4 separate regions of the Homo sapiens genome follow, and regions 1, 3 and 4 are each linked to region 2. A link is a contact called in ENCODE Hi-C or POLR2A ChIA-PET data. All regions are on one chromosome and are shown on one strand. Each heading gives the region's core, a stretch centred on a gene start or an enhancer-like site at or near the end of the contact. The rest is flanking DNA. Distances are from core to core; before and after follow the strand shown.

The links. Hi-C counts contacts between places; a loop is a spot of excess contacts on that map. ChIA-PET counts read pairs that join two places held with the same protein, here RNA polymerase II (POLR2A). Pooled maps may share reads with other maps.
Region 1: a pooled map shows a loop between it and region 2 (6-fold over the local background). The contact joins the promoter of TIGD3 here to the promoter of BANF1 in region 2. A Hi-C loop is called at or near these places in 4 of 50 pooled maps.
Region 3: a loop to region 2 is called in a map of CD8-positive, alpha-beta T cell, with 5 times the contacts of the local background. The contact joins the promoter of DPF2 here to the promoter of BANF1 in region 2. A Hi-C loop is called at or near these places in 1 of 168 maps with a recorded cell type or tissue (CD8-positive, alpha-beta T cell), 1 of 37 single-sample maps with no recorded cell type and 1 of 50 pooled maps.
Region 4: a pooled map shows a loop between it and region 2 (4-fold over the local background). The contact joins the promoter of SLC25A45 here to the promoter of BANF1 in region 2. A Hi-C loop is called at or near these places in 5 of 50 pooled maps. POLR2A ChIA-PET finds 5 or more read pairs at or near these places in 2 of 52 experiments (A673 and Panc1).

What each region holds. Positions count from the first base shown.
Region 1 is chr11:65,353,432-65,360,272 of GRCh38, forward strand. TIGD3 (tigger transposable element derived 3) reads left to right here and starts at 1,320. Exons shown (of 2, transcript NM_145719.3): 1 at 1,320-1,526; 2 at 2,362-4,182. The coding sequence starts at 2,378. The coding sequence ends at 3,793. DPF2 (double PHD fingers 2) reads left to right here. Exons shown (of 11, transcript NM_006268.5): 11 at 1-831. RefSeq lists silencers at 1,048-1,107, 1,198-1,517, 1,538-1,597, 1,608-1,777, 1,838-2,027.
Region 2 is chr11:66,000,973-66,008,448 of GRCh38, forward strand. BANF1 (barrier to autointegration nuclear assembly factor 1) reads left to right here and starts at 1,531. Exons shown (of 3, transcript NM_003860.4): 1 at 1,531-1,598; 2 at 2,263-2,401; 3 at 2,654-3,177. The coding sequence starts at 2,279. The coding sequence ends at 2,800. EIF1AD (eukaryotic translation initiation factor 1A domain containing) reads right to left here and starts at 1,185. Exons shown (of 6, transcript NM_001242481.2): 1 at 938-1,185. RefSeq lists enhancers at 883-1,252, 2,260-3,066, 7,338-7,476 and silencers at 1,553-1,892, 6,386-6,680.
Region 3 is chr11:65,330,824-65,337,400 of GRCh38, forward strand. It overlaps DPF2 (double PHD fingers 2), which reads left to right and starts at 3,029. Exons shown (of 11, transcript NM_006268.5): 1 at 3,029-3,095. The coding sequence starts at 3,064. RefSeq lists enhancers at 3,281-3,330, 6,119-6,577 and a silencer at 3,381-3,470.
Region 4 is chr11:65,380,098-65,386,935 of GRCh38, forward strand. SLC25A45 (solute carrier family 25 member 45) reads right to left here and starts at 2,549. Exons shown (of 7, transcript NM_182556.4): 1 at 2,389-2,549; 2 at 1,818-1,872; 3 at 35-78. The coding sequence starts at 1,854. FRMD8 (FERM domain containing 8) reads left to right here and starts at 6,540. Exons shown (of 11, transcript NM_031904.5): 1 at 6,540-6,664. RefSeq lists enhancers at 1,658-2,186, 1,735-1,864, 1,852-3,051, 1,995-2,274, 2,187-2,714 and 5 more and silencers at 3,681-3,975, 6,347-6,838.

The sequences.
Region 1 (6,841 bases), core at 70-2,569, 650 kb before region 2:
CAAAAGTTCTTGCAGGAGCAGGGTCTGTGTGGCTTCAGTTGCCTGCAGCGCTCCCAGGCCAGAGCAAGTGCTCTAGGATCTGAACTGCCCGCAGTGCAGCCCTGCAGCCTTTCCCAGGGCACGTTGATGTGCACACAGTTTCCCTGAAGGCAAAGTGAACATGTGGAGAGCTTACGTGGCAGCGCGTATGTCTTCAGTGTGTGTTTTAGAAGTCCAACTGTTGTTTTTATGTTTTTAAAGGAAAGATTTGAATCAAGCAGTTATGGGCCCCCTGAAGTATCCTTTTTTCTAGAACATTCTGAAAGTCATCCTTGCCTATGGGAAGCCTAGGCCGGCCTGCACTGTTATGTTCAATAAATAAGCAGGGTGCTCTGGGCTGGGGATTGTGTGAGGAGCAGAGCGCAGCCCGTCCTCATGCTTTTCCACTGAAGTAGGCCAGGCAGAGAGGGAGTACAGCAATGGATGCGCTTTGGCAGCTGAGTAGTCCGAGAGCCAGAAAAGAAATGTGGAAAATAAGAACGCTGTAGCAGGCCTAGGTGAGGAAATTTAGGAAGGGTTTGCGGGAGGTAGGATTTGAGATGGGTCTTGGAGAGTTGGACAGTGTCAGCCGGTAGGACGGGGGTGCGGACGGAAGCCTGTGAGGAAGGCAGAGGATGCGGAGCTGTGAGCGGAGGGAGCAGCGAGGCTGGAGAGCAGCTGGGCTGCGGGTCAAGACGTCTGCGTTTAATTCGGGACTGAAGGTTAGCAGGGAAGGGAACGATGCCAGATCTTGAGTTTAAGAACTTGAATCTTGTAAAGTACCAAATCTAATAAAATACTCGTCCTAAATCATTACTGGCCCAAGCATGCAGTGTTTCCGTGGCCGACAGACTCGAGCCAGCGCTGTCCATGGTAACCAGCTTTTGTGTGGCTTAAAGCTTGCATCCATTTTCTCCTTTCATCGTTTTCCCAAAACAATTCCGTGAGGGCTGTTAGCCCTGCTTGGTAGACGAAGAAGCCGATGCGGTCTAGGGTCACGGCCAGGGAGGCTTTGGGACGCCAAGTCAGCTCGGCGGTCACCACACCACCTACAGGGCTCGTCGGGCCCTCGGGGTCGGCGGCTGCTGGAGGCGCCCAGGGGAGTCCTGCTGGTTCCTGGCTCCGCCTCCCGCCCCTCCGCGCTAGAAGCCCCGCCCCCAGAGGGGCTCGACGAACCGCCACTTCCGCAACGTCCAATGAAACTTAGCCGGGGGAGGGACGGGGCGCCACTGAGGACCAATCTGCTTGGGCCGGGGCGGGGCTGCGGCGGGTGGGTGCAGAGGGGCCGCACCGCGGACTTCGCAGCCGGGAGAGAGCCCGGCGCGGGCGGCGCGCACGGGACTCTGCTGTGCGCGCGCCCGCCCGCCCGCCGTCCGCGCAGGCCCTCGGTCCGCTCTGCCCTCGGGGTCGTGGCGCCCATCCCTCCCCTGTTCTGCTGTCGCCGCCCGGACAGGGGCTCGGGAGCCGGGCTGGGGGCAGGGGCTGGAGCCGCGGGACCAGCGCCTGAGGTGGGTGCGGAGCGGGAGGCCGGGCGGGCGGGCGCCTGGGGCCGCCCCGCCGACATACTCCGGGTCGAGGGGGAGTGACCGGCCAGGGCACGGAGTCCGGCTGCCGGCCTGCCTGGGTCCGGGCGTTCGTTCCCGCGCCCTGGGACCCTCCCAGGCCACCACCCTCCCCGCGGGGACACCCCGCCCCTCCGCTGCCCGCAGCCTCCTCAGGCCTCCCGCCCTTTGTCGCTCGTGCACCTGCGCCCTCGGCCCTGCCCTCTCGCTCCCCTCAGGACTGACCGTCGCCTAGCCTCCCTCTCAGGACCCGGCACCAAATTAGCCTCGCTCCTTCAGACACCCTCTGTCCCCTTTGTCGTCTGTACACCTGTCACCTCAACTCTGTGTGCATCCACCCACCTCCCACCCCCCAGCGGCGTCATCTGAATCCAGCCCAAGCCGCCTCCCACTCCCTCCCGGGGGCTCCTCCCCCGCAGCCCCGTAGCCCCACACCTGCCCCCTCGGCCCCAGTCCCAGGCCCTCCCCCGTCCGTATGCCTTTGTTATCTCTGCAGCTGTCCCCTGCACTTTTCATCCTTCTTCCCGAGTGAGGCCAGACCCCAGCCCAGACTCCCCTGTCCTTCTGAGTGGAGAGACGCCCCCTCCCCAGCTCTGCCCTGGCATCCTGGGGACGGGGCCAGCCGGCTTCCACTCGGCCTAGCCACTTCCTCTTTCAGCGGGTCCAGTCTCACCCGGTGCCTGCGCAAGTCCTCATCTAATCTCTTTTCCCTCCTGCGCTCCTTTCCTAGCTCTTCCGGCCTCAGATTACTCTACCCGCTCAATCTTTCCTCCCCGCACAGGTGCCCCGGAGAGGCCATGGAGCTGAGCAGCAAGAAGAAGCTTCACGCCCTGTCCCTGGCCGAGAAGATCCAGGTGCTGGAACTCCTGGATGAGTCCAAGATGTCCCAGTCGGAGGTGGCCCGGCGCTTCCAGGTTTCCCAGCCCCAGATCTCGCGCATCTGCAAGAATAAGGAGAAGCTGCTGGCGGACTGGTGCAGCGGCACAGCCAACCGAGAGCGCAAGCGCAAGCGGGAGTCCAAGTACAGCGGGATCGACGAGGCTCTGCTCTGCTGGTACCACATTGCCCGGGCCAAGGCCTGGGACGTGACGGGGCCCATGCTGCTCCACAAAGCCAAGGAGCTGGCCGATATCATGGGCCAGGACTTCGTGCCCAGCATCGGCTGGCTGGTCCGCTGGAAACGCCGAAACAACGTCGGCTTTGGGGCCCGCCATGTTCTTGCGCCTTCATTCCCCCCTGAGCCACCTCCCCCGGGGCTCACATCCCAGGCTCAGCTGCCTCTTTCCCTAAAAGACTTCTCTCCAGAGGACGTGTTTGGCTGTGCTGAATTGCCCTTGCTGTATCGGGCAGTGCCCGGCAGCTTTGGTGCATGTGATCAAGTACAGGTGCTGCTGTGTGCCAACAGCAGGGGCACCGAGAAGCGGCGGGTACTGCTGGGTGGGCTCCAGGCTGCCCCGAGATGCTTCTTTGGGATCCGCAGTGAGGCTCTGCCTGCCTCCTACCACCCGGACCTGGGCATCCCCTGGTTAGAGTGGTTGGCACAGTTTGACCGGGACATGGGACAGCAGGGCCGACAGGTGGCTTTGCTGCTGGCTGCCCGAGTGGTGGAGGAGCTGGCAGGCCTGCCTGGGCTCTACCACGTGAAGCTCTTGCCTCTGGCCGCCTCTAGCACCACGCCTCCCCTGCCCAGCTCAGTGGTCCGGGCCTTTAAGGCCCATTACCGACACCGGCTGTTGGGCAAACTGGCTGCCATCCAAAGCGAGAGGGATGGCACCTCGCTGGCCGAGGCCGGGGCAGGCATCACCGTGCTGGACGCCCTGCACGTGGCGTCTGCCGCCTGGGCCAAGGTGCCTCCTCAGCTCATTTTCAGCAGCTTCATTCAAGAAGGGCTGGCTCCCGGCAAAACGCCCCCGTCCTCGCACAAAACCTCTGAGATGCCACCAGTCCCCGGCGGGCTGAGCCTGGAGGAGTTTTCCCGCTTTGTGGACCTGGAGGGTGAGGAGCCAAGGTCTGGAGTATGTAAGGAGGAGATAGGCACTGAAGACGAGAAGGGGGACAGAGAGGGTGCCTTTGAGCCCCTGCCCACCAAAGCTGATGCCCTCCGGGCCCTGGGCACCTTGAGGAGGTGGTTTGAATGCAACAGCACTTCTCCTGAGCTATTCGAAAAATTCTACGACTGTGAGGAGGAGGTGGAGCGGCTTTGCTGCCTATGAAGGCGCCTTCACTGCTTGCCAGAGCCCCTTCCTCTCTTGTTTCCCATGGAAACGGCCTCTTCAGAAGGCAGATCGGGCTGTCTCTTTCCTGTGGAAATAGAACTGTCGTAAAGGTGTAGAAGGGAGAGAAGTTGGGACACCAAGTCTGAGCTTGGAGTGGCAGTCGTCCAAACCCCAGGAAGAGAGCTCTAAAGATGGGGCTTCGGGGGTAGGAATCCAGGATGCTTAGTTTCTAGACCCTGCTTGAAAGTTCTAGAGCCTTTGAAAGGGAGTTAGTCTAGAGGCAGCCACTTAGAAAGGTGGAATTTGGGCTTTTTGGACAGACTGCTTCCTTGAACTTTGTGTTAAAAACAGTTCTGCTTCTGAAAATAAAGTTTTTAATCAGAAAAGAGGCCAGGGTGTTATTTTCATGGGAGAAGGGTAAACATTTTCCATTCAGATTTGGAAAATTAATTGCTGATGGTCACTGCGGTGCAGCTGTCTGTCCATGACCAGTAGGGATCCTCCTTTTCCAGATATTCAGCAGCAAGGACTCTCAGGGTGTGGGCACTGCTTGTGGGCTACCCTCCTGAGAGGGAAGCTCCAGGACAGACAGATCCCAGCTACTGCCCCAGATAAGCTGCAGCTCCAATAGTTTCGCTCTCAGATTGTGTGTGTTTGGGGTTGGGCAGGCTACGGACATGTCAGGGAAACAGAAAGGAGCCGGAATTGGAATGGAATAGTCATTCATTCTTTCTTTTTTTTTTTTCATTTGCTTATTTCACAACATCACTTCAGCAAGACCTCCTATGTGAACAAGGTTGCAAAGATGATGTCTCTTCTGGACAGAACCTTGCAGCCAATGACAGTGGAGTGTGATTAAGGCTGTGATAACGGCTGTGCAAAGTGCCTGGCCCCATAGAGCTAGGGAGACTCCAGGGGGAGGTGAGCTTTGAGCTGCAGTTTGAAGGGCGTCCCAGGCCAAGGGACAGCGTGTGCAGAGTCTGATTGGAGTGAAGGAGCACAGTGTGCTGGGGGCGGGGGCAGGCAGTTCTGCCAGAGCATAGCATACTTGCGGAGGTAGGGGCAGAGTACAAGGAGAGACCTGGAGAGTAGGAAGGGCCTTTAGCCAACCAGGCTTAGGGGTAGGACACCATCAGAGGGTTTTAGGTAGGCAGGAACAAGTCATTCTTGGGGTTCTAGAATAACGGAGTCTGTGTAGGGTGTGTCAAAGATGTGAAACCTAGAGGCAGAGAGCCTCTGACTGATCCAGGTGAGAGAAGGTGAAGCGTGAGCCAGATCCTGGGAGTAGGATGTAAAGAAAATGGTTTACCAGCAGGGCGCGGTGGCTCACGCCTGTAATCCCAGCACTTTGGGAGGCCGAGGTGGGTGGATGACCTGAGGTCAAGAGTTTATAAGACCTGCCTGGCCAACATGGTGAAACCCCATTTCTACTAAAAATATAAAAACTAGCCGGGCGTGGTGGCACATGCCTGTAATTCCAGCTTCTCAGGAGGCTGAGGCAGGAGAATCGCTTGAACCCGGGAGGTGGAGGTTGCAGTGAGCCAGGATGGTGCCACTGCACTCCAGCTTGGGCAACAAGAGTGAAACTCACTCAAAAAAAAAAAAAAAAGAAAAGAAAAGAAAATGGTTTTACCTGGAAAGGATATGGGCTTTGGACGCAGATAGACTCTAGCTGGTAAAAATACAAGCTGCAGGCCGGGCACAGTGGCTCATGCCTGTAATCCCAGCACTTTGGGAGGCCGAGGCTGGTGGATCACTTTAGGTCAGGAGTTCAAGAGCAGCCTGGCCAACATGATGAAACTCTGTCTCTACTAAAAATACAAAAATTAACCAGGCGTGGTGGCACACACCTGTAATCCCAGCTACTTGGAAGACTGAGGCAGTAGAATCGCTTGAACCCACGAGGCGGAGGTTGCAGTGAGCGGAGATCGCACCACTGCACTCCAGCCTGGGTGACAGAATGAGACTCCGTCTCAAAAATAAAAAAATAAAATAAAAATACTGTCTGGGCACGGTGGCTCACGCCTGTAATCCCAGCATTTTGAGAGGCCGAGGCGGGTGGATCACCTGAGGTCAGGAGTTCAAGACCAGCCTGGCCAACATAGTGAAACCCCGTCTCTATCAAAAATACAAAAACTAGCCAGGTGTGGTGGCGAGCGCCTGTAGTCCCAGCTACTCAGGAGGCTAAGGCAGGAGAATCGCTTGAACTGGGAGGTGGAGGTTGCACTGAGCCAAGATAGCGCCACTGCACTCCAGCCTGGGCGACAGAGCGAGACTCCCTCTTGAAAAAGGAATAAATAAAATAAAAATACGGGCTCCAGGCCAAAATCCTAAGGGTGACCTTTCAGGCTTCACCATTGGCAGTCACAAGACTTTTGCCTGGCAGTCCTCATGGAGGGAAGCTGCTCTCTCACCCCAGCTTGGTGCATCGCCTGTGCATTGCAGGTTTCCGGAGAGAGTTGCAGTCAAGGACTCCAGGCCCCCAGACTGCCCTGTTCCTAAGCTCACCTGCATTCCTAGCTGGGCACCTCCATTTGGAGACCTGGGCTGAGGCAGTTTCCAACAGCCTTTACCAAGACCTCCTTACTGGGAGCAATGACTGAGATCCTTTCTCCGCTTCGACTCAATACCTCTCATTCCATCCTTTCTCCGCTTTGACGCAGTACCTCTCATTCTATCCTTTCTCCGCTTTGACTCAGTACTTCTCATTTCAGCCCTTCTCCCCTGCCTCCCTACAGCCCACTTCAGGTCAGGTCTGTAAAAAGGCAGGAGCTTTTATTCTTTTTATTCTGAAACTCCTTGACGATGAGACTGTTCCTGTCTGACCCTTGTCCCGTGCTGCTCTGTAAAATGGAACGCTGGGGAGCTGGGGCCTGTTTTTGCCCCTTGCTTGTAGGTTTTAGTGAATGAAAAGAAGCTTTTGTGTTACTTTCAGCTTGCTTCGTTGTCCTAATTGACCAACTCCACACCTGGCAGCTCGAACTAACAACTCCCTTTCAAACACTTATGAAGCCACCTGCGGGCCTATCATTTTCTAGGCTGAGA
Region 2 (7,476 bases), core at 281-2,780:
GACTTTTTCACGTAGACCCCTTAGAGTTGTAAGCCCTTAAAAGGGCTAGGAATTTCTTTTTCGGGGAGCTCGGCTCTTAAGACACGAGTCTGCCGACGCTCCCGGCCGAATAAAAAAACCTCTTCCTTCTTTAATCTGGTGTCTGAGGAGTTCTGTCTGCGACTCGTCCTGCTACAACAGAATGGGACAATACAATGCATGTCATGTAAAAGTAACTCCGGCCGGGCGCGGTGGCTCACGCCTGTAATCCCAGCACTTTGGGAGGCCGAGGTGGGCGGATCACGATGTCAGGAGATCGAGACCATCCTGGCTAATACGGTGAAACCCTCTCTCTACAAAAATACAAAAAATTAGCCGGGCGTGATGACGAGCGCCTGTAGTCCCAGCTACCCGGGAGGCTGAGGCAGGAGAATGGCGTGAACCCGGGAGGCGGAGCTTGCAGTGAGCCGAGATCGCGCCACTGCACTCCAGCCTGGGCGACAGAGCAAGACTCCGTCTCAAAAAAAAAAAAAAAAAAAAAGTAACTCCTATAATCTTAAGTACTAGTGTAATATAAAACTATACGCATGCTCCAGAGAAGTCATCCTGGCAACCTCTCTGGAAGGAGTTTGAAATAAACCGTATCTTTCTCAACACGCTTGTACACCCCAAGTCTAGCATAGTCACACAACAGAGAAGTTCAGTCTGGCAACACACTACAGCCGGAGACAAACTAGGTGGCCACCGTGATGGTTCAAGCCAGGAACTAGTTAATTAAAGGTTGAGGTGAGCAGGCTTGTCTGCGACATTTGCATATTTCTGACTTGCGTACTTAGAAGACGAAGGCCAGTACCCTTAAGACTGATGGTTTCCGAAAGAAACACTGTCGTCTCTAGTTGCTGTCCTCCTTCCTCCTCCCTGTCTATCCCGGAGAAAAGACCCTCAGAGAAACACCCACACTTAGTCTCTGGCCCTCGGCTCCCAGGAACGCTGCCGGAGCAACACCGCCGTCTAGGCTGGACGCTGAGAGAGGATCGTCCACGACTCACTTCAAGGCTGAACCAAGAAAACACAGTAAAGGAACTTGCCGGCGGCCGCGACGGTAGCGTCAGTTAGAAATCAGGTCTCCAGTGTTCCCAGTTCCCACCAGTCCAACTGCGAGGAGTGCGACGTGAGTCTGAGTCTGATCCCTCCGAAAACCGTACTTCCGGCGCTGTCTCGGAGGCCTCCCGTCCCCTCCCTTGTCCGTCTTCTAACTCTTCCCCACGCCAGGTCCGTCAAGCCTAAGTCCTTGAGTTCCGGGTCCGGGCAGCAGAGAAAGGAAGTCCTCTCCCTGGAGGCCTATCTCCCTCAGAACTGCGCGAGAAGCGAGACCTTAGAAGGCAGGGCTTCCCGCGAAGGACCGGAAAGGAGCGCCTACTAAGGACGCCGTCGAGGTCCGGGGCGCCTCAACTCTATAGCTCTAACTGGCTAGAAGTGCCCAACGTGGAATGTTTCTTTTTTAAAGGCGGCTCTTGAAGCGACCCGGAAGCGGAAGTGGAAGAAAGTTCTAGTGGCTTGAGGTATCCGCAGGAGCGGCCGGGTGGCGGGAGGAACCGTTACGGGAACTGAAGTTGCGGGTGAGCGCCAGCCGCGGAGCAGGGCCCTGATTGGAGGCCAGAGGGGTTGCGGGGAGAAGGGGAGGAGAGGGGTCGCAGGCGCTGTGGCGGGCCCTGGGGGAGAGCTTGGCCGCGCTGCGGGGAGGGGGCGGGGTGCAGCGCGTGGGAGCCGGGCCGCGGGAAGGGGCGGGCCGCAGCGGCGCGCGGTGGGGGCGGAGCTGGGGCGCGGCGTGAACCCCGCGGGCGGGGAGCGGGTGTGCGCAGCGCTAGGTGTGCGCTTCGCCCTGTAGGTAGAGAGACCCTTTGGTTAGCTTTCCACGCCAAGTGGCCGTTCCAGGCAGGCAGTGTCGTCTTGGTTCAGCCAAGGTCACAGAGGGAGTGATAGCTTCCGCGCAGCCCTGGCTACGGACTCTGGGCATCTTTCCACTGCCCCGCTTGCGCCACCTGTTAGGCAGGATCGTTTTTCCTCTGGGGCAAGATCAAAATCCAGGTCCTGCAGGAAGAAACTCCTCTTAAAAATAGTAGGGAAGAGTCTCCCTGGAACTGTTTTCTCCTTTCAGGATGAGGGGGATCGAGCAAGCCACTGTAACCCCTGGCTTGGCTTCCTCTTACTATGAGATTGCTCGTGGGCCCTTAGAAGTTCCAGGTCTTCAGCCCTAATCTGCCTTTTTTTTGGGATTCCTAGATTAAGCCTGATCAAGATGACAACCTCCCAAAAGCACCGAGACTTCGTGGCAGAGCCCATGGGGGAGAAGCCAGTGGGGAGCCTGGCTGGGATTGGTGAAGTCCTGGGCAAGAAGCTGGAGGAAAGGGGTTTTGACAAGGTGTGGGGTGGCTGCGTGTACCTAGTGCAAGCGGGGGGTGGAAGGGAAGTGATTCCATCTGCTGGGGGATGGACAGTAAGGTATAATCTGAAGAGGCTGCCAGAGCCTGGGCACCTGGTGGAGAGGAGAGGGGGGCAAAACCCGCGCTGCTTCCTGGGCTTGTGTGCTCTGAATGGCACAGGAATGGCTGTCTTGCTCTTATCTCTCACTGAGCACTGAGCAGCACGCTCCTTCCTTTTCCCTGTTTTGCAGGCCTATGTTGTCCTTGGCCAGTTTCTGGTGCTAAAGAAAGATGAAGACCTCTTCCGGGAATGGCTGAAAGACACTTGTGGCGCCAACGCCAAGCAGTCCCGGGACTGCTTCGGATGCCTTCGAGAGTGGTGCGACGCCTTCTTGTGATGCTCTCTGGGAAGCTCTCAATCCCCAGCCCTCATCCAGAGTTTGCAGCCGAGTAGGGACTCCTCCCCTGTCCTCTACGAAGGAAAAGATTGCTATTGTCGTACTCACCTCCGACGTACTCCGGGGTCTTTTGGGAGTTTTCTCCCCTAACCATTTCAACTTTTTTTTGGATTCTCGCTCTTGCATGCCTCCCCCGTCCTTTTTCCCTTGCCAGTTCCCTGGTGACAGTTACCAGCTTTCCTGAATGGATTCCCGGCCCCATCCCTCACCCCCACCCTCACTTTCAATCCGTTTGATACCATTTGGCTCCTTTTTTGGCAGAACAGTCACTGTCCTTGTAAAGTTTTTTAGATCAATAAAGTCAGTGGCTTTCATGACTGGGCTTTGTGCACTGAAAAGCAAGTGGGCTGGGAGTTGCCTCTCCTTCAGGGACTGACCATGTTTCCCTCACTCCTTATCAGTAGAGACCGAAACTGGCAGCTTCCCTTCCACTCCCAGAGGGCAGCCACCCTAGCCATGTAGGCCTCAGGCAGGTGACTTTTGTCTCAATCCCCGAGTGATGTGGGAGAGGGTGTGGGTGGATCTTTTCCTGGGAGCCAGATGGACTGTGCTCCAGATGTCAGTTAAGTCAACAGCTGGGCTAGGCAGCACCTGGTGGAAAAGTCAGTGGGAGTCAGAGGTACCAGACAGGGTGGGCCGGATGTGGGTGAGAGTTCACCTGCCAGTCATCATCTGCTCTCCCGGCCTCTGTAAGGGTGGGCAGGGTGCTTGCCATCTTCCATGATCTCTTAGGGAGGAGAAGGAGCACAGGCATCACAGCTGGAAGGATGTGAGGGGAGTACACCTCAGTACATTTTAGTCCTGTTCTTTTTGTTTACTTTTTAACTTAATAGGGACAGGGCCCTGCTCTGTTGCCCATGCTGGCCTTAAGCGATCCTTAAGCCTCCCAAAGCGCTGTGACTATAGGTGTGAGCCACCATACCCGGCCAGCCCTATTATTTCTTGAACACTTAGTATGAACCAGGCTTGAAGCTAAAATCTTTGCAAACATTTTTTTCTTTCACAGTAATAAATATTTTCTCCTTTACAGGTGAGGAAATTTGAGGCTCAGAGAGGCTAATTTGCCCATGGACTTGCTCCTGGGAAGTAGCCAGACTGGAACTCAAACTAGCTTGGAAACCCAGGGACCCGGCCATGTGTTCCTTGGTCATGTGGCTTAGCCTCTCTGAGCCTCAGTTTCTCCACTTGGAAAATGAGGTGGTTGTAGGGAAAGGATATTTGCAGCAGTATAAACAACAAAGGACTATTTCCATAGCACATACAGAATTGCAATCAAGAAAAAAGCGGACTGGCTGGGCGCAATGGCTCACGTTTGTAATCCCAGCACTTTCAGAGGCCGAGGTGGGTGGATCACCTGAGGTCAGGAGTTCAAGACCAGCCTGGCCAACATGGTGAGACCCCATCTCTACCAAAAATACAAAAATTAGCCGGGTGTGGTGGTGCACGCCTATAATCCCAGCTACTCAGGAGACTAAGGCAGGAGAATCGAACTTGGGAGGCAGAGGTTGCAGTGAGCCGAGATCACGGCCATTGCACTCCAGCCAGGGTGACCAGAATGAAACTTTGTCTCAAAAAAAAAAAAAAACAACAGAAAAATGGGTAAAAGATCTAAGACGGCCACAGAAGAGGGTTCCCTCCCAGTAAATAAGCACAGGAAAGGTGCTCCATATTGCTAGTAATAAGACATCACATGCCATTAACACCCACCTGACTGGCAAACACTTTTAAGTTGGACAATACCAAGTATTGATGAGATAATGAAGCAACAGGAACTGATACCTAGCTGGTGGGAGTATAAATTGGTCTAAACAATTTGGGAAGACAGTTGGGTGTTATTTAGTAAAACTGACACGCCCTGTGACCAAGCAGTTCCACTCTCAGGACTGTGCCTTGAAGAAAGTCCCGAACACCTGCAGCAGGACCTAGATGAGTTTGCAGCTGCATTGTTGGGAGCAACGCTAGCGGCTGTCAATACTAGAGTAGATAAATAGGCACTCATGCCACCGGACACTGGACGGAGGTAAAAATGAACAAATGATAGTTGTGTACAACACGAATCTCAATAGCAAATGAAGACAAACAAATTCTTAGGAATTCCTACATAGATGGTAAAACTAGAAGGAAAACAAAGGAAATGATTATGGTAAATAGTAAAGGAAAAAGTCTACAGGGATTATCTTTGGGGGAGGGTGTGGAAGGGCTTAAGGGTAGGCTTGGCCTACCCTGACCTGTGTTTCTGACCTATGGGGTGGTGGTACAGGCATTGACCAAAAGTGTATGTTCTGCGCCCTTTTCAGTGTATTCGCTACATCTCAACAATAGAAAGATAACAGGAAAACCAAAAATAAAGACCTGAGGCTGGAACGATTGAGTGAAAGGTCAGAAACTAAATTGTTATTTGTAGGGATGAGAGTTCTGTGCAAGGCTGGGACTGGAAAGTGCGAGTGGCCCAGCTTGAAAGGGACACCAGGTGACTGCAGCAGGGCCCAGCTTGTGCTTCAAGCCGCTTCCTGGGAGGCTGCTGGTCTGAGTCCCGGCTGAGGTGGTCACGAGGGCTCTCTCTTGAGTTTCAGACTGTTTCTGATGTCTTCCCGGCTAAGTCCCCTCAGCCTTGACCCTCATGCTATGATGCTGTCGCAGGCCTTGTGTGCTTAGGTGGGGGCTTTGCAGGGCTCCGGCCTCACCACACCTCAGTCCTGATGCTGCCAGCTTGTTGCTGGTGCTCTGTGAGGTCATGGAGACTCCTCCTCCATGAAGCCCTTCCCTGGGCTCCTGCCCACGCTGGCCTCCTGGTTTGGCCTCGCCTGGTGGCACTGGGACCCTGCTGGAAGCCTGCGGCTCATGCTGTCTGCTTTATTTCCTTGTTGTCTGCCTTTCCCGGCTCACCCACAGGCTTTGCCATAGAAGGGACTGGAACCTGCCTTCTCACCTCTCCCTTGGGGCACAGGCAGTGCATATACCAGGTGGCAGGCCACAAACCCTTTATCAGGACTCCATATTGCATCCCACACAAGTTCTTGGCTCTGTCCTGGGACAGCAGTAGACAAAGGGCATCTAGAATGTACCTTGTGACAGTGTGGCCTCTCAGATCCAGCCCGACTCAGCCAGCAGGACAAAGGGACCACGGCTTGGAATGCTGGCGCAGAAAGCAGACCTGGCTGGTGAGGGGTATGAGTCAGGTTGTCTCAGTGTCAGCCCGTGGTGTCCAAGAGGACATGCCTGGCCACCCACTAGCCTGGGACATAGGTGGGCCCAGAAATCAGCAAATACTGACCCCATCCCCCCATCACACCCAGCCAGAGCTTGACCCCCTCAGCTGGTCTAGTCATGAGTGCTCAGAGCCAGCCTAGAACTTCGTGTGAACCCAGCCCATGCACTCTGGGGTGCTGAAGGGCTCCTGCTGCCCCCAGAAAGGAAGTAGGGGGAGGCTACCTGGACCACCACAAGCCCTGCCCCCGGCAGCCTGCTGAGCATGGAAGGCTCCCAGCAGGTGCTTGTGACTGTTGATCCCTTTCCAGGCTGGCCCCTCCCTGTGGGGACCAGGGCTCTTTCCTGTCACTCCCAACCTTGACTGGTGGCAGCCTTGAAGAGCCAGCCAGGCCCGATTCTGGGGCTTTGCTCCCCATGCGATCTGGAGCAAGTTGCTTCACTCCCCTGAGCTACAGCCTCCTCTGCCAGCTGATAACAGGGTTGTGAAGATTCAACCAGTGAATCAGCAGCGCTTAGGAGCGCTCCTCCCCAGAGGGGAGCTTTAATCCCTGTTGGATTACAGGTTTCCTTGCTGAAAGATCTCCTTTCCAGGATATGGGGCTACAGAGCCCTGGGGGGAGGGCAATATCCTCTGCCCAACTGAAGGTTCAAGGAAGAGGGTTCTGGGGGAAGCATCGAAGCCTTGGAGAGCCTGATCCCAGAGGGAAGGAGATGTCAAGAACCTGCCCTGGTCATCTCCACCCATCAGGCCAGGGGCAAGAGAGGGGTGCTGTGGACAACCTGGGGTGGGATGTCTGGGCCACTGCAAAACTGGAGGCTCTGCCCTGTGGCCAGTACATTTGACCGACCTCAAGCTCACGCTTGGCGCAAACCTCCTGGAAGCCAGAGTGGTCCAGACGGGATGGAGTCAGGCCCTGGGAAAGTCTGCTCAGGGACACCCCATCTGCAAGAAACAACCCCTACACCATGCACAGCAGACCTCAAACCCCTGTGGAGCAGCCCAGGACTCATGCACCGGGACCCACCACTAACCTTTCCCCTTTGATCTCCCATTTCCTCCTTGTAGGAAGAGATAATAGTCATTGTCTGTGCAGAGCTGCTATGGGAATGAAAGAACATATATTGAATCCCTGGCGCAAGGCCTGGCACACAGCAAGAGTTCTTACCATTGTTAATCCTCCCCACCTTTTCTTACCAAGATACCACTTCTAGCTGTGTGACCTTAGACAAGTGTCCCGACCTCTCTGATTAACTTCTTCATCTGCAAAGTGAGGATAATGTGTACTCCCTCAGGGTGCTTGTGAGAATCAGTGGGTGAAAAGTGCTCAGAAATTGCTAGGTTGTACTGCAAAAAAAGTCCTTTGCATCAGCACAAAGCAGAGGCAGGTGGAGTGGGTGCCCTTGGT
Region 3 (6,577 bases), core at 1,779-4,278, 670 kb before region 2:
AATTAGCTGGGCATGGTGGCGTGTGCCTATAGTCCCAGAGAGGCTGAGGTGGGAGGATTGCTTGAGTCAGGGATGTAGAGGTTGCAGTGAGCCAAGATTGTGCCACTGAGATTTTTTTTTTTTTTTTTTGAGACACTGTCTTTTTTTTTTTGAGACGGAGTTTTGCTCTATTGTCCAGGCTGGAGTGCAACGGCACAATCTCAGCTCACCACAACCTCCGCCTCCTGGGTTCAAGCAATGCTTCTGCCTCAGCCTCCCAAGTAGCTGAGATTACAGGCGCACACCACCACGCCCAGCTAATTTTTTTGTATTTTTAGTAGAGACGGGGTTTCACCATGTTGGTCAGGCTGGTCTCGAACTCCTGACCTCATGATCCACCCGCCTCGGCCTACCAAAGTGCTAGGATTACAGGCATGAGCCACCATGCCTGGCTGACGCTGTCTTAAAAAAAAAAAAAAAAAGATTAGTCAGGGTGTAGTGGTGTGCCTGTAGTCTCAGCTACTCGAGAAGCTGAGGTGGGAGAATTACTTAAGCCTGGGAGGTCGAAGCTGCAATGAGCCATGATTACACGACTGCACTCAGCCTGGATGACAAAGTAAGACCCTGTCTTAAAAAAAAAAAAAATCTCAAAAATGTAATACTGTAGACAAAGCATTGTGGGGGCTGAAAAAAAAAAGGAAAAAATTAATATTGAACAAAAGAAGCCAAATTCAAAATAGGACATATTGTATGATTCCATTGACATACAGTTACACAGACACACTAATCTTTAGGGCTAGAAGCATGAGATGGCTACTGAGGTGCTAGTGATGTCTTTTTCTTCATCTGGGTAGTGGTTACACAGGTTTGTCTATTTTGTAAAGATCAATCAAGCTACAATTATTTTGCATGGTATACCTGCATCAAACCATCTCGTGTACCCATAAATATATACACCTACGATGTACCCACAAAAATTAAAAAATTGAAAAAAATTAGTCAAGCTATGAACCCGGAAGGCGGAGGTTGCAGTGAGCCGAGATCACGCCATTGCACTCCAGCCTGGGCAACAAGAGGGAAACTCCGTCTCAAAAAAAAAAAAAAAAAAATTAGTCAAGCTACATAAGATCTATGTGCTTCTCTTTATGTATATTTCAATTAAAAGTTTGAATTTAAAAATAGTACTAATAATAAATAGGCTAGCTGCATATAATTGGAAAGGCAGCTTATGAACCCAGCATCAATAGCTTTCAGTTCTTTTAGGATTGTTTAAGAAAAGGTTACATCAGCTGGCCAGGCGTGGTAGCTCATGCCTGTAATCCCAGCACTTGAAAGCCTAGGCGGGCGGAACACATGAGGTCAGGAGTTCGAGACCAACCTGGCCAACGTGGTAAAACTCTGTCTCTACAAAAAATACAAAAATTAGCTGGGGGCACCTGTAATCCCAGCTACTCGGAAAGCTGAGGCAGGAGAATCACTTGAACCCAGGAGGTGGAGGTTGCAGTGAGCTGAGATAGTGCCACTGCACTCTAGCCTGGGCTGGAAGGAAGAATTTGTTAAGGAGCGACAAGAGCAAAACTCCGTCTCAAAATAAATAAATAAATAAATATAAACAAATAATGTTGTTACGAACATTCTTGTACAGCTTTATTTTTTTTTTTTTGAGACGGAGTCTCGCTCTGTCACCCAGGCTGGAGTGCAGTGGCGCGATCTTGGCTCACTGCAAACTCCGCCTCCCAGGTTCACGCCATTCTCCCACCTCAGCCTCTCCAGTAGCTGGGATTACAGGCGTCCGCCACCATGCCCGGCTAATTTTGTTTTTGTATTTTTAGTAGAGATGGGGTTTCACCATGTTAGCCAGGACGGTCTCGATCTCCTGACCTCGTGATCCGCCCACCGTGGCCTCCCAAAGTGCTGGTATTACAAGCGTGAACCAATGCTCCTGGCCTGTTTTTTTTTGTTTTTTTTTTTTAAGAGACAGGATCTTGCTATGTTGCCCAGGCTGGTCTTGAACCCCTGGGCTCAAGTGATTCTCCCACCTCACCCTCTCAAGTAGCTGGGATTACAGGCATGAGGCATTGCACTCAGCTTCTTGTACAGCTTTCTTGTGTGTATATCCAGGAGTGGACTTTGCTGGGTCATAGGGTATGTGTATTTTCAGCTTTAGTGATTATATTTATATATATATATATATATATACATATGTATATATATACATATGTATATATATGTGTATATATATATATGTATATATGTGTATATATATATGTGTATATATATATGTATATATATTTTTTTTCCTTTTTTTTTTTTTTTTTCTTGAGATGGAGCCTCGCTCTGTTGCCCAGGCTGGAGTGCAGTGATGTGGCTCCAGTGGCTCACTGGAGCCTCAAACTCCTGGGCTCAAGTGATCCTCCCACCTCAGCCTCCCTAGTAGCTGGGATTACAGGCATGCACCACCATGCCCAGCTAATCTTTTTTCTTTTTCTTTTTTTCCTTTATTTATTTATTTATTTATTGAGAAGGAGTCTCGCTCTGTCGCCCAGGCTGGAGTGCAGTGGCGCGATCTCGGCTCACTGCAAACTCCGCCTCCCGGGTTCACGCCATTCTCCTGCCTCAGCCTCCCGAGTAGCTGGGACTACAGGCGCTCGCCACCACACCCGGCTAATTTTTTGTATTTTTAGTAGAGACGGGGTTTCACCGTGTTAGCCAGGATGGTCTCCATGTCCTGACCTCGTGATCCGCCCGCCTCGGCCTCCCAAAGTGCTGGGATTACAGGCGTGAGCCACCGCGCCCGGCCCCGGCTCCTGCTCCTCTAAATATTAGAGGCAAGCCTCGAACCGGAGCTCCGGGATGCATGCCAATCTCCGGTTGCGCCTGCGCGTCGGGCTCCCGTGGGGTCCACGCATTTCCTACCCGGCCCCCGCGAACAGGCGTAAAGCTCTTTCTTCAGTGCTCGCTCTAGTGCGCGCGCCCGGACGGCGCCTGCGCAGAGGGCAAGGAACCTGGTACCCCGGTGCGGTCCCGGCGCCTGCGCGCTGCGGACTGTGGGGCTTCTCGGCCCGAGGCAGAGGAACAGGGAAGATGGCGGCTGTGGTGGAGAATGTAGTGAAGCTGTGAGTGGTCGTTTCTTTCTCTCCTAGGGCGGCAGGTTTTGTAAAGGGCCTGGGAGTAGGGGGCGGTGGGGGAAGGGACTAGGCGGAGAGAGGGACATCCCCGGGAAAGCCATGTTGCGACTCCTGGTGGGGAGGGCAACAGGAGACTCCGGAGAAGACGTTGCGCTTCTTTGGAAACTTGTGGAGGCCCTGGTGGGGGCACACTGGAGCCCCGACGGGCGGCATCCCTGCGGGGCTGTGTGGCCTCAGCGTTCCTCGGGGCTGACGGTTTCCAGAGCATGGCGCCCTGCCTGCACGCGAGACTCACCGTCCCGGTCCTCTCCCGAGACGCCTCAGTCCGGAGGAGCGGGGCCGAGGCCCGGGCGGCCCTACGGCTGGCCCGCCGCCCACCCCGCCCCGTCCCGTCCCGTTCGCTGCAGCAACAGGCTCGGCGGCCCCTGCGGAGTGCACTGCGGGGCTGGCTGTTTCAGTTCCAGGCAGCCCCGTGATGTTTGGGAGGATCTTGGGTGGCAGGTACCTAAGACTACAAATATTCTTGGGAAGAATTTATCGAGGAGCGGATCCAGAAGGGAAGGAACTTCAGGGGAGTGGGCCTTGGCCCCGTCCAGTAGCAGCCATCAAAAACCTGCAACTGGACCGAAGCCGTTCAGGACAGCTTAGCCTAAAGGGGCATCTAGGTGGGCATTCTTCCTATTATACGATACCATTGTGCTGGTCAGATTTCAAGCAAAGTTAAAGTTAATAGCTGTTGGGGCCATGGACGCTGGCCTATGAACTGCTTCCTGTGAGTTAAAGATGCTTTGGGACTTGATTTATTCCTACAGAAGAATCAGAATGAGTTTTAGATTGGGTTAATGCATGGTGGGCGAATAGAGCTTCTTTTAATGGGTATGTTGGGCTTGGTGCAAGGGTGGGAAAATTGAGTGGTGTCTAGCTGTCCAGTCAGGGTTTTTGCATTTTGACTGGATGACGAGGTAAAGGTTCGGTAACTCTTCTAAGGGACTCACAGCTTCTCATCTGTCTTTGTCGTGGCCTGAGCCCCACTCTTCCTAAGAGCCTTTTTAAAGAGTAAGTTGCTTCTCCCTCCTGCCTGAAGCCTTTTCTTTGAGAATGCTTTCCCACTTCCATTAAGCTAAGTGCCTTTCCTCCTCTTGTGGTTTGTTTTTTTTTTTTTTAAGTTGCTTTCTGCTCTATCCTGCTGTCTCTTTCAGCCACCCCTCCTCCCAACGCTATTGTCTTTCTCTCTGATCTGCCCACTCCAGTTTCCCCAGCTCTTTCTTCAGGCTGACATTTTTCTCAATTTAGAAATGACACTGTTGATCTACCATTTATCCAGTTATCCTTCCTGACTCAGATGTTCTTTCTTTGTTTCCCTGCGTCTTTGTTGACTTCCCTCATCCCATTGTAAGGGGATGTTTTACACAGGTTTCTCCAAAAATAAAAAGGAAGATTCTCATTGTACTGGGGGAGTATCAGACTTGCCTAGGTTTTGGGAGTTAAACGTAGTGAGGTTCTTCGTGTTGGAAGATTTTCCTCAGAGAAATAGGGTTGCCAGTGCTTTCAAGTTGTGTCATAAGTGAGGGGTTGCCCATTTAAACAGAGCGTGACATCTTGTTTCTCTTTGAAAAACTGTAGAGATTGTGAGCATCACCAGCCACTAATTCCTGAATGCCAGTAATGAGAAACCAACTCTCTCCTCCTCATTTCTAGCTGCACAGGGCCTCAGATCACAATTAATACGTACTCCCACAGAATTATCCCTTTAAGAAGGGGCTTCTATTCTTCCAGTTCATTTGGAGATATGGCACTTCTCTTGATTATAGTGTGCCTAGTCTTCTGACAGCTGATGTTATACATTGAGTACATTGAGGTCAGGACCACTAGCTCATCTTTTCTTTTTTTTTATTTTTTTAGACAGAGTCTCACTGTTGTCGGCCCGGGCTGGAATGCAGTGGCACGATCTTGGCTCACTGCAACCTCCGCCTCCCGGGTTCCAGCAATTCTCCTGCTTCAGCCTCCCGGGTAGCTGAGATTACAGGTGCCCACCACCACACCTGGCTAATTTTTGTGTTTTTAGTAGAGATGGGGTTTCACCATGTTGGCCAGGCTGGTCTTGAACTCCTGACCTCAGGAGTTCACCCGCCTCGGCCTCCCAAAGTGCTGGGATTATAGGCGTGAGCCACCACGCCCGGCCCCTCATCTTGTATGACTTGCATCTTGTCCTGGGAAAAGAATTTTCTTATTTGTAAATTTCTATCCCTTCCGAATGTGATGTCAGAAATGAAAGTCTTGGCTGGGTGCAGTGGCTTACGCCTATAATCCCAACACTTTGGGAGGTTGAGGCAGGCAGATTGCTTGAGGTCAGGAGTTTGAGACCAGCCTGGCCAACATGGTGAAACCTCATCTCTACTAAAACTATAAAAATTAGTTAGGTGTGGTGGCGCACACCTGTAGTCCCAGCTACTTGAGAGGCTGAGGCACAAGAATCGCCTGAACCCAGGCGGCAGAGGTTGAAGTGAGCTGATATCACACCACTGCCCTCCAGCCTGAGTGACACTTTTAAGACTCTTTCTTAAAAAAAAGAAAGAGGCTGTTGGGCGCGGTGGCTCATGCCTGTAATCCCAGCACTTTGGGAGTCCGAGGCGGGCAGATCACAAGGTCAGGAGATTGAGACCATCCTGGCCAACATGGCGAAACCCCACTCTACCAAAAATACAAAAATTAGCTGGGCATGGTGGCGTGTGTCTGTAATCCCAGCTACTCAGGACGCTGAGGGAAGGGAATCACTTGAATCCAGGAGGCAGAGGTTGCAGTGAGCCAAGATCGCACCACTGCACTCCAGCCTGGCAACAGCAAGACTCCATCTCAAAAAAAAAAAAAAAAAAAAAGAAGCCGGGCACGGTGGCTCATGCCTGTAATCCCAGCACTTTGGGAGGCTGAGGCGGGCGGATCACAAGGTCAGGAGTTTGAGACCAGCCTGGCCAAGGTGGTGAAACCCGTCTCTAGTAAAAATACAAAAATTAGCTGGGCATGGTGGCGTGCACCTGTAGTCCCAGCTACTCAGGAGGCTGAGGCAGAAGAATCGCTTGAACCCAGGAGAGATCACACCACTGCACTCCAGCCCAGGCGACAGAGCGAGACTCCGTCTCAAAAAAAGAGAGAAAGTCTTTAAGCGTTCTTACTAGGAAAGTAAAATAATAGTATAGCTGTAGCTGCTGATTGGTTTTGAAACTTTCTAGGCAAAATCTAGAGGCAGGGCGCGGTGGCTTACACCTGTAATCCCAGAACTTTGGAAGGCCGAGGTGGGCGGATCATGAGGTCAGGAGTTCGAGACCAGCTTGGCCAACATGGTGAAACCCTGTCTCTACTAAGAATACAAAAATTAGCTGGGCGTGGTGGCGCATGCCACTCGGGAGCCTGAGGCAAGAGAATCGTTGGAACCCGGGAGGCAGAAGCTGCAGTAGGCAGAAGCTGCAGTGAGC
Region 4 (6,838 bases), core at 1,299-3,798, 620 kb before region 2:
TCTTTCATTCCTCTGGCAGCTCTCCTAAACTCACCTTTACAGTGTCAAACGGGTGTCCCAGGACCAAGCCCAGAGCGCCTGTGGTGACAAGAGGGTGCTATGAGTGAGGGCCCTCGTGCCAGGCCCAGGAAGCAAGTCTGTGCCAAGAGGAAAGAGGGGTTCAGGCAGGAGGAAGGAGAGCAGGGCCATCTCAGACACATGCAGCCACCTTCCTGCCAAGCTCTAGAGACTCCAGCTGCCCCTGCCACCCCCTCCACACAGGCACTGGGCCAGGAAGGCACTGGGACAAGGGACTAAGACCCCAGGCCCCACCTGAGGATGCACACCCAAGAGGGAAGAGCCAGCCAAAGACGTACGTGTCCTCGCTGGAGCCCATACCCGGGTATCCCACCGCCTATGAGCCGCGGGACTCTGGGAGAATCACCCAGGTTCCCACCTCTCCGAGAGCTTTACTCTTCTTTCTTCAACTCATAATGTCGTCGCCGGGATCCAGAGCAGGCCCTGCTGCCAGCTGGCCACGCAGAACTGCAGGGCCCTGATGGGGGTCATGCCTGGGCACCTGCAGAGGAGCTTCTCCCCTCCCCTCCACCTGCCCACTGCCTAGCCCTGCCCTCCACAGCAGAGGCTGGTTCTGGAGTTTGGGGGAGGTCGCACCCCCAGGAGGCAGGTTCAGAACGTCCCTCTCTTTCTCCTAAGAGGAATGCCACCCAGAAGCTGGGCTGGGACCACAGCACAACAGGCCTCAGGGCCCGGGACTGCGGCCCACAGCCAGGTGGGGCAGAGGCCCAGAGGGGACTCAGGACAGCAGGTGAGGTCAAAGGTGAACTTCCTTTGTAAGCCCAACAGGGTGGGCCTGGAGAGCAGGGCTCAAGGTATAGGGTGCTCACCTGGCTCTCCCGCCCTCTGCAGGTGTCAGGCAGAGTGGCCTTGGAAGGCAGAGGCAGCACCCTCCCACCTGTGCCTTCCTCTCTTCTTCCCATCGGCCACTCCCCAGAGGACTGGGGACAGCTGGCTCTGGGGTGCTCCACGGAACCCAGACTTTTTTTTTTTGACACAGGGTCTTGCTGGTGTTGTCCAGGCTGGAGTGCAGTGGCATGATCATGGCTCATTGCAGCTTCAACCTCCTGAGCTTAAGGGCTCCTTCCACCTCAGCCTCTGGAGTAGTTGGGACCACAGGCGTGCGCCACCGCGCCTGGCTAATTTTTGTATTTTTAGTAGAGACGGGGTTTCACCATGTTGGCCAGCCTGGTCTCGAAATCTTGACCTCATGATCCACCTACCTCAGCCTCCCAAAGTGCTGGGCTTACAGGCATGAGCCACCGCGCCCAGCCTCTCATTTCTTATAAAGACAGGGTCTTCCTATGTTGCCCAGGCTGGTCTCAAACTCCTGGCCCCAAGTGATCCTCCTACCTCAGCCTCGCAAAGTGCTGGGATTACAGGTGTGAGCCACCATGCCCTGATTCTTTTTTTTTTTTTTTTTTTTTTTTTGTGGCAGGGTCTCATTCTGTCACCCAGGCTGGAGTGCAGTGGTGCAGTCATAGCTCACTGCAGCCTTGAACTCCTGAGCTCAAGCAATCCTCCTAAGTAGCTGGGACTACAGGTGTGAGCCACCATGCCCAGCTAATTATTTTGATTTTTTTGTAGAGACAGGGGCCTCCCTATGTTGCCCAGACTGGTCTCAAACTCCTGGGCTCAAGTGATCCTCCCGCCAGGCCGGAACTCAGACTTTGGTCTCTGCTCCTCCCATGTCACCCATCTTCCCGAGGAAGTGACCTACCATTGGGTGTGATGTGACAGAAGGAAGAAAAATGTCTCACCAGAGATCCAGCCAGCCACAAATTCCTCCACCGGCATTGTCTGGGCTTGCGGGAACTGGTGGCTCCAGCAGAGGAGACAGAGTTGAATTCCCCCCTCTCCCTCCCCTGGCCCACGCTGATAACCTCCCACTAATGTTTAACCCTGGCGGGAAGGTGAGAATTGGCCTGGTGCCCAGACCTCCGGCAACTGGCAGAGGAGAGCGAGCCAGTTCCGGTGACCCTGGCCACCTGGAGGAGTCGTGCAGAGTACAGTCTCACGGGCCAGGCGTGCCGGGACCACAGAGGCCCTGATCCCCGAGCCCGGCCAATGATCCTCGCTCTGAGGATGGCAACTGGGTTCCTGCCCCATGGTCGGGCCCCTCCAGGGCTGCCTTAGTCAGCAAGAGGCAAGCCCCTGCCTGCCCAGCCAGCCCAGCTCCACTCCCATTCATCTCCACCAAGGGGCATGGCCGCCCCCATGCCACAGAGAGAGGCCGGGTGCGGAGGTAGCGTGGCCACCAGGGGGTAGGCCCAGCCCGCATTTGCCGCTGCGTGGCAGGGTGGGGAGGAGCCACTCCCAGGAGTGACTCACCAGGCCTGGCTGTTCTCTTCAGGGTTGTTTACGACTCCCCCGACTCCCCCGTGTGAGTCAGAAACACAGCCTTCCTCGGCTTCCTCCTTCCCAGGGGAAAGATAGGGGTTTTGATTATTTAAAGTGCGTGTTGATCTGCAATGGCACCATTCTGCTCAGTCAAAACCAAAACCCTTTCAAGGATCTGTGAGCCACAGGGTGCCGCCCATTCTCCTCTGACCTCACGTCCTGCCACCCACCCCCTTGCTTTCTCTGCTGCAGCCACCCGAGCCTCCAGACTCTTCTTCAGTCAGCCTTCTGTCTCCAGGCCTGTGGACTGGCTCTTCCCTCTTCCTGGGCACTCTTGCCCTGGCACCCCTCCAGCTGGGGCTCAAATGTCACCACCTGGGTGAGGTCTGCCCCGCCTCCCCAGCCGGAGGCACTGCTGGCTCTTCCTCTCTTTCTCCATCACAGTTATCACGCCAACATACGATGGGAAGAACTTGTCTGTCTGGACAGGGATCTCTGGGTGTTCTGTGCACAGCGGGTGGCACAGGGTGGGCTCTCAATAAATCCTGAGTGACTGAATGAACGGAAATGTCAGCCAGCAGCATCAGCGGCAGCCTGGGGCTCCAGTTCCCTCTTCCCATCACCAAACGGCCCTGGGAAACATCAAGGCCCAGTGACACCTGCACCCTCCCCTCCAGATCTCCCCGCAGCTCCTAGTCTCCCATGGGGGACGCCCAAGGCCCAGTCCTTCTCTCCCTTCTCCTCTCACTGTGGCCAAGGCAGAACCCACCCACCCCTGCTGCTTTCTCCCGGGTGGACAGATTCGGGAAACAGGACCTCCTACCTCCTGCCTCTGGAGCTGCCTGGGGCTCCTTGGGCCACCCCCAAAGATCATCCTAAAAGACCATCCCCAAAGACTGGCCTCTCGTGGTGGCTTGGGCTGCAGTCCTGGTTCTGCTTCTTATTCCTGAAACTGCCTTTGCAAAAACTATAACTGATACAGGCCAGGCGCAGTGGCTCACGCCTGTAATCCCAGCACTTTGGGAGGCCGAGGCGGAAGGACCACCTGAGGTCAGGAGTTCGAGACCAGCCTGACCAACATAGTGAAACCCCATCTCTACCAAAAATACAAAAATTAGCCGGGTGTGATGACGGGCGCCTGTAGTCCCAGCTACTTGGGATGCTGAGGCAGGAGAATCGCTTGAACCCGAGAGGCAGCTGTTGCAGTGAGCCAAGATCATGCCACTATACTCCAGCCTGGGCAACAGAGCGAGACTCCGTCTCAAAAAAAAAAAACAAACAAACAAACAAAAAAAAAACCCTCCTGTCTCTCGTACAGCCAGCTCTGCATGAATTAAACTCTCCTTATTGCAATTCCCCTGTCTTGACAAATTGGCTCTGTCTAGGCAGAGGGTAAGGTGAACCCAATGGGCGGTTACATTATCTCTCTCAGTGATGTTGAGCAACCTCTTCTGTGGGCCTTGGGGTCTATTATTGTTTGCCAAAGTAGGACAGCAGTCGGGCTAATTGATGTCTAAGCCTCTCAGCTCTAAAGGCTGGAGGCCGCCTCCTCCCTCACTTCAGAATGGGTCTCATTCTCTTTTCCAATCTCACCGCCTCACCCCAGTTTGAGAAAGACCCTCATTCCCACTTCCCTACAGCCTTGCTGAAGGGAAGCCCACCTAAGCATGGCGTCATCTTGTGAATCTCTAGCTCACAACCTCCAAAATGTTCTTACTGTCTAACACGCCTGCCCCATATCTGTCATCCTGGGGTTCAAGGCCTCCCCCATGGTGCCACCCACCTGCTATGCTCTCACACAGCGGGGGTCTTTCCTGGGGTCCTAACCATGCTCGTGCAGTTCCCACTACCTGGAATGCCTTTCCTTCCCCACCATCAGCCTCCCGGACTCTCTCCCAGTGCCCCTCCTTGACTAGACCCGGGTTCTAGCCTCCCCACCACCACCGCAGACACTCCCAGGTGTCAGTCTTTGACATAAAACAGAGATGTGATACTCACCTCTTAGTGAGTTCTAAGGATTAAAGCACTTTAAAAAGTGGCTGGCACGTAAATGGCAACTGCTAATACTTATTTCCACTCTCAGGACGCATGAGAATGACACAGGAAACAGGGGAAAGGGCCTGGCCCAGTGCCCCACACACAGCAAGTGAGCAGAGACTTTTCCTGCCTGTAGCATTTCATAGTTCTTAAGGCAATGCTGTCATCTTCTGTGGTTTTATTTATTTTTTTGGAGACAGAGTCTCACTGTTGTCCAGGCTGGAATACAGTGGCAGGATGGCGCTATCAGAGCTCACTGTGAGCTCACACTCCTGGGCTCCAGCGATCCTCCCACCTCAGGCTCCTGAATGGCTAGGACCACAGATGTGTGCCACCACACCTGGCTAATTTTTGGGTTTTTTACAGATGGCGTCTCACTATGTTCCCCAGGCTGGTCTTGAACTCCTGGCCTCAGGCGATCCTCCTGCCTCGGCCTCCCAAAGTGCTGTGGTTTTAAATGTGCTGTTCTCCTGGGCTTCTTTCTCTTTCCCCTCTTCCTTAACTCACCAATTAAACCACAACAGACACTTTCTGAGGGCAGGGCCACGTCTCCCCTCAGTCTCCATCCCCTGACCTAGCACAAGCCCCGCATCCAGTAAGCATTCAAAACAACACTGAACTCTTCTGCTCCTGCTTCACTCCAGCTGGGTCAAGAGGCCATGGAGATACAGTGTGTCCTGGTCTGAGGGTCCCAGAGCTGAGAACCAGGAAGGAGATGCCTGCCCCCACTGGACACCCTTCCCTGCAGCCCACATCTGAGCTTCCTCAAGTCCTTAAGTCACATTGGCAAGGCAAATGTGATGTCATGGGCTCAGCTGTGGGGCAGTGTGGATCATAGGAGGGCAGGCAGAGCTGGTTCACATACCAAAGAAGGCTGGACTGGGTCAGGAGCTAGAGCTGCTTTCCAATCCCAGGGAACCAGGGCAAAGTGAACCCACTGCCCTCTGTTCCTGATCACCAAGCCCACTGCTGTCACTTGGGACAACTTCTGGTTCCTCTGGCCCCAGAAGGTGCCCCATGGACTTATTTTTCTCCCTGAGTTCCACATCTCAGATGCACACATGTTGCATTACCAGGACATGTCAGTGACATGGCCCTGAGGGTAGGTGGTTTCACACCTGCCTCTTTGGGGCCCCAAGTCTCCTCCCAGCCTGGGAAAACCTCAAGGTCTCCCAGGCTGTTGTGTAAGATAGTAAGGGCTCATGTCACTGCTCCCTGGAAAAACAGAGTGTCTGTCCTGGTTTTCTGATTTAGACATATATATATAAATTTTTTTTTTTTTTCAGACGGAGTCTCGCCGTCGCCCAGGCTAGAGTGCAGTGGTGTGATCTCGGCTCACTGCAGGCTCCGCCCCCTGGGGTTCACACCATTCTCCTGCCTCAGCCTTCCCGCGTAGCTGGGACTACAGGCGCCCGCCACCTCGCCCGGCTAATTTTTTGTATTTTTAGTAGAGACGGGGTTTCATCGTGTTAGCCAGGATGGTCTGGATCTCCTGACCTCGTGATCCGCCCGCCTCGGCCTCCCAAAGTGCTGGGATTACAGGCGTGAGCCACCGCGCCCGGCCGACATAGACATATATTAATAATCATTTAGAGAGTAGGGATAGTCCTTGGGGGTCATTCAGTTCAACCACCTCATTTTACAGATGAGGAAAACTGAGGCCCAGAGGAGAAGGGACTTGTCCAGGATGAGTCTGGGCCAGGACTCATTCTCCTGACCACTGCCGAGAGCGCCACGGTACAGGCCGCTGCCAGCGCCGCATGGATCCCTGGCACGTGCCAGGAAGTGTCCATTTCACAGGCAGGGAACTAGCCCGAAGACCCAGCGTGGGCAGGCCAACGCCCCTAGCCTGATTCTCGAATCTTCGCCAAACCCTCTTACAGGCCAACAGTCGGGGCCTTTGTGAAGGGAAACTCGCTCTGGGTCACTCTGGTGGTGGCGGGGCTGGTACGTGACGCGGCCACCCCACGGGCGTGATGAGACACGCGAGGCTGGCGTCCGGGCATGCGCGGGCCGCGCGGGGCGGCCCTGGGCTCCCATTGGCTCCCCCGGGTCGAAGGGGGCGGGGCCTCGGGCGCCGCGCTTCCTCCCGCCGTGGCTTCCGCGTCGCTTCCCGGTCAGCTGCGTCCTTAGCGGGAGCCCGAGTGCGGGCGGTGGCGGGCTTGGCGGCGGGGCAGGATTCCAGGCAGGAGCCTTGCCTCTCAGGTGGCGGGCTCTGCGACCCTGCGAGGTGAGAGCACAGCGACGTCTGGCCCGGGCCTCCGTCCCCGGCTGGGCGTGCGCCTTGCCCTGCCTGGGCATCCAGGTCGACCCCCGGTTCTTGACCGTAGCAACCCGCACCCCTCCCACCAGCGCCCGGTCTGCACTCTTGGCCCCTCCAGGCAGCGCCGCTCAACCTTGCGGA